3 separate regions of the Homo sapiens genome follow, and regions 1 and 3 are each linked to region 2. Evidence: read pairs that join two places in POLR2A ChIA-PET (ENCODE). Cell type or tissue: OCI-LY7. All regions are shown on one strand.

Evidence for each region. Peaks named below come from ENCODE experiments on the same cell type or tissue, not always from the same donor. Only the 100,000 strongest peaks of a DNase experiment are listed, where the experiment ranks them.
Region 1: POLR2A ChIA-PET joins it to region 2 with 9 read pairs; 3 of 35 experiments call an interaction of 5 or more read pairs at or near these places.
Region 3: POLR2A ChIA-PET joins it to region 2 with 5 read pairs; 7 of 35 experiments call an interaction of 5 or more read pairs at or near these places.

What each region holds. Positions count from the first base shown.
Region 1 is chr11:67,293,695-67,297,694 of GRCh38, reverse strand. The region is part of intron 6 of ANKRD13D (ankyrin repeat domain 13D); the gene reads right to left. Among named protein-coding and RNA genes, the nearest start is that of ANKRD13D, 6.4 kb to the right of the region's middle. In OCI-LY7, no CTCF peak of the experiment used is centred here; a DNase peak (open chromatin) is centred at 1,644.
Region 2 is chr11:67,026,568-67,030,567 of GRCh38, reverse strand. It overlaps SYT12 (synaptotagmin 12), which reads right to left. Exons shown (of 8, transcript NM_177963.4): 2 at 390-446. The coding sequence starts at 423. Among named protein-coding and RNA genes, the nearest start is that of SYT12, 5.4 kb to the right of the region's middle. RefSeq lists an enhancer at 2,722-2,791. In OCI-LY7, no CTCF peak of the experiment used is centred here; DNase peaks (open chromatin) are centred at 2,387 and 2,897; H3K4me3 peaks cover 1,485 bases; H3K27ac peaks cover 1,074 bases.
Region 3 is chr11:66,915,032-66,919,031 of GRCh38, reverse strand. The region is part of intron 3 of PC (pyruvate carboxylase); the gene reads left to right. Among named protein-coding and RNA genes, the nearest start is that of MIR3163, 17 kb to the left of the region's middle. In OCI-LY7, a CTCF peak has its summit at 3,393 (motif pointing left); no DNase peak of the experiment used is centred here.

The sequences.
Region 1 (4,000 bases), 270 kb before region 2:
AATTAGCCGGGCGTGGTGGCAGGCGCCTATAGTCCCAGCTACTCGGGAGGCTGAGCCAGGAGAATGGCGTGAACCCGGGAGGCGGAGCTTGCAGTAAGCCGAGATCGTGCCACTGCACTCCAGCCTGGGCGACAGAGCAAGACTCCCTCTCAGAAAAAAAAAAAAAAACCAAAAAACTTATGAGACACAGGTAAAGGCCAGGCCAGGCCCGGTGGCTCACGCCTGTAATCCCAGCACTTTGGGAGGCTGAGACAGGCAGATTGCTTGAGCACAGGAGTTCGAGACCAGCCTGTGCAACATGGTGAAACCCCATCTCTACTAAAAACAGAAAAAATTAGCTGGCGCCTGTGTTCCCAGCTACTCAGGAGGCTGAGGTGGGAGGATCACTTGAGCCTGGGAGGCGGAGGTTGCAGTGAGCTATCACACCACTGCACTCCAGCCTGGGCGATGGAGTGAGACCCCATGTCAAAAAAAGAAAAGACATGCCTAGAAGTATAAATGTAATATGTGTGAATGCCTATATTAAGAAAGAAGATCTCAAATCAATAACCTTAACCTAACCTTCCATGTTAAGACAATGGAAAAAGAGCAAACTAAACCAGAAAGAACAGAAAGAAATAATAAATATTACAGTAAAGGTTAATGAAATAGAGAATAGAAAAATAATAGAGAAAATTAATGAAACCAAAAACTGGCTCTTCGAAAACATCAACAAAATTGACAAACCTTTAGCTAGGTTGACCACGGTGGGCAAAAAAAGAGAGAGAAGACTTGGCTGGGGGCGGTGGTTCACACCTGTAATGTCAGTGCTTTGGGAGGCCAAGGCAGGAGGATTGTTTGAGGCCAGGAGTTCAAAAGCAGCCTGGATGACATAGTGAGACCACATCTCTACAAAAAAAGAAAATTAGCTGGGCTTGGTGGTGCATGCCTGCAGTCCCAGCTACTTGGGAGGTTGAAGAATCACCTAAGCCCAGGAGTTCAAGGCTGCAGTGAGCTCTTATCATGCCACTGCACTTCAGCCTGGGTGACAGAGTAAGACTCTGTCTCAAAAACAAAACAAAACAAAACAAAACAAAACAAAACAAAAACTTCAAATTACTCACCAGAATCAGAAATGAAAGAGGGGAGCAACAGAAATAAAAAGCATTATAAAAGGATACAATGATAGCTGTACACCAACAAATTTTATAATTTAGATGAAATGGACAAATTCCTAGTGAGACACAAACTACCAAAACTAATTTGAGAATAAATAGATAATCTGAATAGATGGATAACAAGTCAAGAGACTGATTGGTAAATATAACAACAAAAAACTATACACACATACACACACACACACACACACACACACACTCAGGCCCAAATGGCTTCACCACTGAATCCTACCAATCTTTTGAAGACAAATTAATACCAATTATTTGCAAACTATTAAAAAAAATAGACAAAGAGGTGACATTTTCCACTTCAGTTATGAGGCATCACCCAGATACCAAAACCAGACATATATCACAAGAAAACTACAGACCAATATCACTTATGAATATGGACACAAAATCCTCAACAAAATACGAACCAACCAAATCTAGCAACATATGAAAAGAATTATACACCACAACCAAGTGGAACTTATCACAGGAATGCAAGGTTGGTTCAATATCCATAGGTCAATTGATGTATCAATAGAATTTTTTAAAAAATCACATGATCATATCAATAAACACAGAAAAAGCATTTCACAAAATCCAACATCCTTTCATGATAAAAACACTCTAACAATGAGGAATGGAAAGGAATTACCTTAACCTGATGAAGGGTATCTACCAAAAACTCACAACTAATATCATACTTAATGGTAAGACTGAATGTTTTTCCCCTAAGATGAAGAACAAGACAAGAATACAAGGATGTCTGCTCTAACCACTTTTCTTTTCTTTTTTATTTATTTATTTACTGTTTTAGATGGAGTCTTGCTCTGTCACCCAGGCTGGAGTGCAGTGGCACAATCTGGACTCACTGCAACCTCTGCCTCCTGTGTTCAAGCAATTCTTGTGCCTCAGTCTCCCAAGCAGCTGGGACTACAGGTGCCCACCACCATGCCTGGCTAATTTTTTTTTTGTTTTTGTATTTTTAGTAGAGATGATGTTTCACCATGTTGGCCAGCTTAGTCTCAAACTCCTGACCTCAAGTGATCTGGCTGCCTCAGCCTCCCAAAGTTCTGGGATTACAGGCGTGAACCACTATGCCCAGCCTGCTCTAACCACCCCCCTTTTTTTTTGAGATGGAGTCTTGGTCTGTCGCCCAGGCTGGAGTGAAGTGGCGTGATTTTGGCTCACTGCAAGCTCTGCCTCCCGGGTTCACACCATTCTCCTGCCTCAGCCTCCTGAGTAGCTGGGATTACAGGCGCCCGCCACCAAGCCTGGCTAATTGTTTGTATTTTTAGTACAGATGGGGTTTCACCATGTTAGCCAGGATGGTCTCGATCTCCTGACCTCGTGATCCACCCACCTCGGCCTCCCAAAGTGCTGGGATTACAGGCGTGAGCCACCGCATCCAGCCTCTAACAACCTTTAATCAATATTCTACTGGAAGTTCTAGTCAGAGCAATTAAGCAAGAAAAAGAAACAAAAGGCACCTAAATTGGAAAGGAAGAAATACAACTAAATCTATTTACAGATAACATAATCTTATATGTTAAAAAAAATACTGAGGAAAGGAATCCACTAAAAATCTACTTGAATGAATGAGTTTAGCAATGTTGCAGGATACATGGTCAACATACAGAAATCAATTGTAATTTTATACATTTGCAATACACAATCAAAAAATAAAATTAAGAAAAACATTTGATTCATAATTGTATCAAAAAGAATAAAACCCTTAGTGGCCAGGCACGGTGGCTCACACCTGTAATCCCAGCAAGGTCAGGAGTTGGAGACCAGCCTGGTCCGACATGGTGAAATCCTGTCTCTCTAAAAATGCAAAAATTAGCAAGGAGTGGTGGTGGGCACCTGTAATCCCAGCTACTTGGGAGGCTGAGGCAGGAGAACTGCTTGAACCCAGGAGGTGGAGGTTGCAGTGAGCCTAGATTGTGCCACTGCACTCCAGCCTGGGCAATAGAGTGAGACTCCATCTCAAAAAAAAAAACAAAAAAACAAAACAAAACAAAAAACAGAATAAAACACTTAGGAATAAATGTAACAAAAGTGCAAAGCTTACACTCTGAAAACTATAAAATAATGTTGAAATAAATTAAAGAAGATCCAAATAAATGGAAAAACATCCCATGTTCACGGATTAGAAGACTTAACATTGTTAACATGGTACTATTCCCCAAACTGCTTTATAGATTCAGTGCAATTCCTATCAGAATCCCACCTGACTGTAGAAATTGACAAGCTGAATCTAGAATTCATATATTCTGCCTACACTGGGTTGTGAGAAAAAAGAAAATAGAATTCATATAAAATGCGAGGGTCCCAAAATACTGAAATAACCCTGAAAAAGAAAAACAAAGTAGGAAGACTCACACTTTCCAATTTCAAAACTTATTGCAAAGCAACAGTGATTAAGACAGTATAATATTGGCATAAAGACAGACATGTAGACCAATGGAACTAATGTGGGAGTCAGAAAGTAACCAATTTATCTATGGTCAACTGATTTTCGACAAGGGTGACAAGACCATTCAGTGGGAAAAACATAGTCTTTTCAACAAAGGGGGCTAGGACAACTGGATAGTCACATGCAAAAGAACCTTCCACTATACACAAAAATTAACTTAAAATGGCTCAAAGACCTAAGTGTAACAGCTAAAATTATAAAACTCCTATGACTCAATAATCAAAAGATGACCCAATTTTTTAAATGGGTGAAGGGATAGGTGTGGTGGCTCATGCCTGTAATCCCAGCACTGTGGGAGGCCCAGGTAGGCAGGTCGCTTCAGCCTAAGAGTTTAAGACCAGTCTGTAGACTCTATCTCTACAAATAACTAAACAAA
Region 2 (4,000 bases):
AATCTAACCTTGACCTTCCTGGGCTTATTTTCCCTTGGCTACTTGACAGTCTCCACAGAAGGCCTCGGTGAGTGGATTCCGAGTCACAGGCTCATCCCCAGGGTGCAGCAGGATGAGGGTCTCCCCGGGGACCCTTTCAAGTGAAAGAGAGAAAGTCACTTTAACAAGAAGGAGCCACTTGAGTGGCAAGATGAGGAGACCTCAGACTGGGCCAAGCTTGATGTCCCCAGGGCGGGCTGTCTGACCTTGGGCAAGTCACTGACTGTCCTTGACAGTGAAGACATTAATGGCAAGGACTAATTATTCATGTCCCACAGACACCTCCCACCCAGGCCTGGTGTAAGGGTCTCGCAGGCGTGATCCAGGAGGGGTTTGCCCTGGGCACTCACCGCTCAGATGGTATTCTGCCACATCCACAGCCATGATGTCTGCTGCAGTGACTGTGACTGGAAGGGAAAAGAGAGTGAGAGGAGAGGGCTGCAGAGAGTCAGCGTCCCGCTCCTAGGTCCTGGCCTCCTGGCACCCACGTGCCTGTCATCCAGAGCTTACACTCAGCTATAAGGGGAGTGCCACCAAAGGGAGGCTTGGCATTTTAAGAAATGATGTTTAAAGCTCTTTTCAAGCATTCTAAGACTCTTCTCAGGATTGCCAGATAAAACACAGGATGCCCAGTGGCATGTGAATTTCAGATTTTGTTTTGTTTTGTTTTGTTTTTTCAGATGGAGTCTCTCTTTGTTGCCCAGGCTAGAGTGCAGTGGCGCGATCTCGGCTCACTGCAGCCTCTGCCCCTGGGTTCAAGTGATCTCCTGCCTCAGCCTCCCAAGTAGCTGGGATGACAGGCATGTGCCACCCCACCCGGCTAATTTTTGTATTTTTTGTAGAGATGCGGTTTCACCATGTTGGCCAGGCTGATATCGAACTCCTGGCCTCAGGTGATCCACCAGCCTTGGTCTCCCAAAGTGCTGAGATTACAGGTGTGAGCCACAGCGCCTGGCCAAATTTCAAATACGTTTTTAATATGTGTGTCCCAAATATTCCACAGGACATATTTACGCCAAAATCTTTTCCATTGTTCATCCAAAACATCAATGCTCCTGGGTGTCCTGTTTTTGTATTTGCCAAATCTGGCAACCCCAGCTCATTTCCATCCTAACAACATCAGGCTGACCAGCGGCGACGCAGTAGGTGACTCATTAGAGCAAGGCCCCCCTGGCTTGAGCCAGAGCCTTCCTTCAAATGCTTCCATTTTGATTGGGAAGGAAAGGCTGCGTGTCTGCAATATTCTATTATCAGTCCTTTCACTGCTTGGCATGGTTTCTTCCCCACCCCATCCTCCACCCCCAGCTTTTAGGAATGACTGAGGCTTAAGTTGTTCTAGAAAGGTCTGGGAGCTCGTACAACCCATTACCTGAACCTAGGTGACTGCTCATTGTTTTATTAGTGTGCTAAGAAGTAAATCTGGCTCACAGATGTGTTCTAAGTGGGTGTATGTGGGAGTCCTGGAAAAAGGAATTTGGGATGGGCTGCACTGATCTCAGGTCAAGGGCACCGAGGGCCAGGATAATGCCCACCCCAATTTCTGGATTCCCTTGTAGTTCAGAGAGGTGGTTACACATGGTAAGCCTGCAGGCCTGGTGCAGGGTGGTAGGGCAAGGGGAAGGGGAGGTAAGAACTGCAGAGTGATGGCCTGGCCCAAGGGCAGCTGCATTTTTGCCCCAGCAGGAATGCCAACCACCGTGGCTTGATCTTCTGGCACTTTAAAGAAAAGCCAGATACCTGAATTTTTTATGTGCCATTTCCTGAGTTTTAAAGGTAGCAACCAATTTGCAAAAAAATGCAAACACCATTCAGACGCAGTATAAAAAGTCCTTGGGGAGTGTGACCCACCAATTCCCAACCCCTCGGAGCATCCTGTAGGTTCCCTTTGGGACTGGGGTCGAATCAGAGGGTAAAGCTAAGGCCCTCCACATTTTCAGGAATTCCGGGGTTCTCCCCAGTCTGTGGCTTTGGAGTCAAGAAGCTTCGGTGCCATGCTCCAGTCAGGGTTATCCAGCACATTTGGGGTGCCATAAGTCCTAGTCTACCCCCTTAAGTCCTGGAGGTGCCCAGGAGCCTCTAGAAGCAGGTCAGATAAGGTGCACAGCCAGCTCCTGGCTTCCAGTTCTCCTGATGCTGCCCCCACTCCCACAAGGAGATGTGCGTTGTCATGGTGATGGAAGGGTGGTGCTAAGCCAGGAAGGGCTTCACCCATCCTGACTAGAGTGGAAGCTCATTCCTGGGCCTGGGCTGGAGATAATGATAGTAATAGAGAACCTTGTCGAGCCCTTCTTACACATCAAGCGCCATTCTAAGCACTTTGCATTTATCTGACCTCATTTAATTTGCCTAACAGCCCCATGAGGTAGGTACTATTATTATCTCTGGTTTGCGGGTGAGAGTCCCAGGGCGTAATTTGCCCCAGGCCACACAGCTAATAAACTGTTCAACCCAGGCCAACTGGCTCCATGCTCCTAACCACTGTGTCTCACTGCAAGTGGGCATATGGTTTCCAAAAAGTTTCCTAAGAATCTGCAGGTCAAATGGGTCACCATGTACCTGCCCAAGGTGGTCCTAGCTCCTGGCGGAAGCTGGTCTGGATACGCTGAAACACATGCTAATGTACACACACGCACCTCCCAGCCTGCTTCTGCCTTGCCGGGAATCAGATAAGCCATCGGCTTTTTCCTGCTTACCTGGCACAAGCTGACTTTGCAAGAGTGGGGCCAAGCTGGGACAGCCAATGCCCGCAGCACGCGAGCAAGGTATGCATGGCAAAGTACACCCCACAGCACAACAGGCGTGGTACGGGACAAAGCCTCAAGCTGCATCTGGCCTCTGGCTGTCGGGGGCCCCATCACCTCCATGGCTGGCCCAGCTCAGACCCCAGACTCCCACGCTGTCTGTTCTTTCCTCTCCCTTTAACACGACATCCTTTCCCAGGGAGCTGAGATTTCAGTGAGGGTGTGAATGACTGCTAGGCACACCCCAGACAGAAGTTCCTTCTTTTTTTTTTTTTTTTTTTTTTTTTTGAGACAGAGCCTCACTGTGTCACCCAGGCTTGAATGCAATGGCGCGATCTCAGCTCACTGCAACCTCTGCCTCCTGGGTTCAAGTGATTCTCCTGCCTCAGCCTCCCAAGTAGCTGGGATTACAGGCATGAGCCACCATGCCCAGCTAGTTTTTGTATTTTCAGTAGAGACGGGGTTTCATCATGTTGGCCAGGATGGTCTTGAACTCCTGACCTCAATGATCCTCCCATCTTGGCCTCCCAAAGTGCTAGGATTACAGGCGTGAGCCACCGCCCCTGGCCTCCAGACATATGTTCCAGCCTGGTGCCCTGTGAAGGCAGAGCTCATTTGCCTGAGTGGAGGGAGAAGAGAACTGGGAGAGAGGTCGAGGCTCCTAGAGGGTGTCATCCTGAGCACAGGGTTTGTAGTCAGCTGCACCCAGCTCTGACTCCCATACCTGCCCCTGGCTAGCTGCAGTGGCCTTGGGTAATTTTCTTAGTCTCTTAGAGCCTCAGTTCCCCACCTGTAAAGCAGATGTGAGGCTGCCAGGAGGGTGGAATGAGAAGGTACGTGTAGTCAGGCTTGGCACATATTGGTTGCTGTGGTTAGCAGCCTGGTGATGGCCCATACAGACCCCCTAACCCCTAGTCTGGGCAGTGTGGGCAGCACTGCCAGCCTACAGATGTGTTTATTTGTCTTACATTTAAGTGAGTTGCCAACATTTTAAAATTGAAAAATTTAGCTGGGTGCAGTGGGTCATGCCTGTAGTCCCAGCTACTGGGGAGGCTGGTGTGGGAGGATCTCTTGAGCCCAGGAGTTCAAAACCAGTCTGGACAACATAGTGAGACTGTGCCTCAAAAAAAAAGTGTGTGTGTGTGCGGGGAGAGTTTCCCATTAAAAATTGATTTAAAAAGGATTTCCAGCTTCCCTTTGAAAATTAGAAGATCTGGCCG
Region 3 (4,000 bases), 110 kb after region 2:
TTATGTGAGTCTTCAGGGACTCTCCAGAAACCCTCTTGTTGATATGGGTGCTGGAAACTTGACGGGGCTTGGTTTAGTTCCTCTCTGAGCTGCCCTATTAGAGGAACTTCTGGATAGATGAAATCTTCCAGGGAGAAGTTCTGAATGTTCTGAATGTTGCTGCTCCCTCCTCCTGGGCCTTCTTCACTGGGCTGGGGCTCTGCTTTGAGGCCAGAGTGGGAAGACTATTTGGAGGTCACACGTGTTTGGCGTGGCTTAGGGGGTGAGGAAGCCTTTTATTTATTCTTCTGCCTCTTATCTCCCTACTTATCTCTATACCCACACCCCTAAAAAGAGAATGGCAGAAGTAGATTTTGTTGGGCTGGGCATGGTGGCTCACGTCTGTAATCCCAGCACTTTGGGAGGCTGAGGTGGGCGGATTACTTGAGCTCAGGAGTTCGAGACCATCCTGGCCAACATGGTGAAACCCCATCTCTACAAAAATACAAAAAATTAGCTGGACTTGGTGGCGCGTGCATGTAATCCCAGCTGCTCAGGATCTCTTGAACCCAGGAGGCGGAGGCTGCAGTGAGCCAAGATTGCGCCACTGCACTCCAGCCTGGGCAATAGAGCGAGACTCTGTTTTAAAAAAAAAAAAAAAAGTAGATTTTGTATATGTTTTTTGAAATAAGGTCTCACTCTGTTGCCCAGGCTGGTCTTGAACTCCTGGGCTCAAGCAATCCTCCTGCCTCAGCCTCCCAAAGTGCTGGTATTATAGGCATGAGCCACCACGCCCTACCTAGAAGTATAATGTTAATTGCAGAGTTGGTTCTAGTGGACTCAAAACATTATAGTTTGTGTACCTCCCTTCTACAGGACTTGGGAATGGAAAGAGGAATTTTAATTGCCTTGCATGTGAATTTTTCTTTAATGCAAAATTCTTTAAGAGGAGGAAAAAGGATTCTATTTGCTGTTTCTATCACCACCTAGAGGGCTCACAGGCTGCTGTGGGGGAAAGGACTTGGGCATTTGACTAAAGATTTTGCAATTGATGGTGGGTGCTCTATCAGGTATGTGCTAACTTAGGGGAAAGCTAACCAGCTTCCAGTTTGTCCCCTTCCTGCAGCAGGAGGTCCTCCTGGACCATCCCAGGCTCTAGGCTGCCCATGGAGGTCTTTCCCTGCAGCTCACCCCAGGGTATGAGTGCCGTAATCCTAGAAGGCTGAGGCTGGGCTCAGGTGCCTCTTGCCCCAGGTAACCCAAGTTCAGGCCAGATAAATTTCTCCGTTATTATACAGAATGCCAGGAGTTTTCCAGACCCTTTCCCCTTATCAGTAATTTCATGTCCACCAGAGCAGTGGACAGGCATCATGTAGGTGTTAGACATTCTGAAGCTTACGTCTAGCTAAGGCAACACACATACACAAGACAAGATTGAGGACAGCGTCCAAAGCAACAAACGCAGCCTTCAGAATAGCATCAGTCCTCCCGGCCTGGTTCTAGTTTTCCTTGGAGCTTAGTTCTAGAATTTCAGACTTGACCTCTTAGCTTATCAATTCTCTATGCTCTTGAACTCCATCCTAGGTAGGAAAAAGTGAAGGGTGATCTCTGGAAACCTACGCCAATTTGCATAGACCCTTCTGATAAGTAGAGTGCTTTAATATACATTTCTAAGTGGGGACCAGGTACAGTGGCTCACAGTTTGGGCCCCCAGCACTTTGGGAGGCCAAGGCGGGGTGGATCACTTGAGGCCAGGTGTTTGAGACCAGTCTCACCAACACGATGAAACCCCGTCTCTACTAAAAATACAAAAATTAGCCGGGTGTGATGGCGCGCCCCTGTAATCCCAGCTACTCAGGAAGCTGAGGCAGGAGAATCCCTTGAGCCTGTGAGGCTGAGGTTGCAGTGAGCTGAGATGGTGCCACTGCACTCCAGCCTGGGCAACAGAGTAAGACTCTGTCTCAAAGGAACAAAAACAAAAACATTCCTGCATGGGGTGAGGGCTCTTGGTTTGTAGATGATTTGCTCAGGGTCATGACGAACTAGGGCTGGAATCTAGGTTTTGTGCTCCCAAATATTTTATTTTATTTTATTTTTTTGAGACAGAGTCTCACTCTGTCACCCAGGCTGGAGTGCAGTGGCACGGTCTCGGCTCACTACAAACTCTGCCTCCCGGGTTCACGCCATTCTCCTGCCTTAGCCTCCTGAGTAGCTGAGACTATAGGTGCCTGCCACCACGCCCGGATAATTTTTTGTATTTTTAGTAGAGACGGGGTTTCACCGTGTTAGCCAGGATGGTCTCAATCTCCTGACCTCGTGATCCGCACGCCTCGGCCTCCCGAAGTGCTGGGATTACAGGCATGAGCCACCACACCCGGCCTTTCTGCTCCCAAATCTTTTGTACTTTCTGTAGTGTCATGCTTTTCTCCCTTCCACGTTTATTGGTTCCCTATCTTTACCCAGTGCCTTCTTGGATCACTGCTCTGTTAGCCTTTGGGGAGACTAAGGTGACTAAACTGTGGTCTCAGGACTGGCAGCTCCTAGGAACTCAGGTCCCCCAGAAATTGAGGTGAGTAATTTGCTGCCTATAAGCCAGATCTGCTTAGACGGTGAAGTCCTCCTTAACCCTGTTCAGAGCACAGACTGCACATACAAAACTGCTTGGCAGGTCGGTCACAGTGGCTCACGCCTGTAATCCCAGCACTGTGGGAGGCCGAGGTCGGAGGATCACCTGCGCCCAGGAGGTGAAGACCAGCCTGGGCAACACAGTAAGAACTCATCTCTACAAAACAATAGTAATAGTAAAATAAAACTGCTTGGCAACGAGCAGGACAGGCTTGCTGTCTACAGCTGTGGGCCTGGCCTGACCTACGCTAAGGGAAAGACCACAGGGGCTGGGCCAAGTGTGGTGAGTGAGAGCTGGGGAACAGACGTGGCCCCTGCACAGAGCGCATTTGTTCCTGCTGATCCCCTCCAGCAATAGGGGAGTTCCAGCAGAAGCAGTGGCTGAAAGAAACACAGTTGGTGTGTTTGTTTTGGAGGGTAAGGAGGAGGAAGGACCAAAGCAGAGGGAGTGGAGGCTGTAAAGAGCGTTGTAGGAAAGACTGAGACTATGGGAGGGGTAGTTAGTACTGAGCTCAAAGTGCCGAAAGAGGCAGTGGCTATTGCCTGTAAAGGACGAAGAAAGAAGGGAGACAGAACCAAATCTGGGGCCTCAGAGGATTGGGACCAGGCTTCCCCCAACACCATGTGCTTGTCAGCACCAGGATTTTTTGCCTGACTGCCCTCTCTGTTACGTTAGCGTGAGACTTTAGGATAAATCGAGGAAGTCTCGGAACCTGGCATGCCACCTCTGAGGCCTGTGGTCCCTCCCCTGGTAGCTCCCCCTGCGGGCAGGGCCCTGGTACACCCCTCCATGGATGGAGCAGAATCACCCCTGGAGCCCTTGCTCCCTGCAGGATCACAGGGCACGGAGTGGTCCACAGCTGGCCCTCAGCTCCAGGGGCTGCCGTGTGGCTTAGGGAGACTTGCCTTTGCTCTACAACTGTTTACCGAGCAGGACTGTGTTCTAGGCCGCATGCTTCATGCTGGAGACACAGCAGGGAGAAGGCCTCAGCCATCTCCTGTCATCAGGGGGGACTGGCAGAAGGCCATTCCCTGTTCAATTATAGCTGTGATCATTGCTGCACAGGCAGCGGGTAATGAGAGTGCCCTAACCCTGCTGGCCCATCAGGGGAAGCCTCCCTCCCACTGTGGTTATCTGCCTCTCGCAGCAGGCAGTGCCTTGCTGTGGAGCTTGGCAGAACATGGGGAACCTTAGGCAGGTTTCAGAGACTCCACCGTGCTCTCTGTGAAATGGAGTGGAGGGCGGGAGGAGCTTATGGCAGCAGCACCCTCCCTCCCTCCCTCCCTGGCTGGAGTCTGGTTGCTGGAGCTGTCTGTTTGCCTTGTGAGCCCTCCCCATTGGCGCACCCTAGGACCCTGCTGACACTAGTTTTTTTGTTGTTGTTGTTTTGTTTTT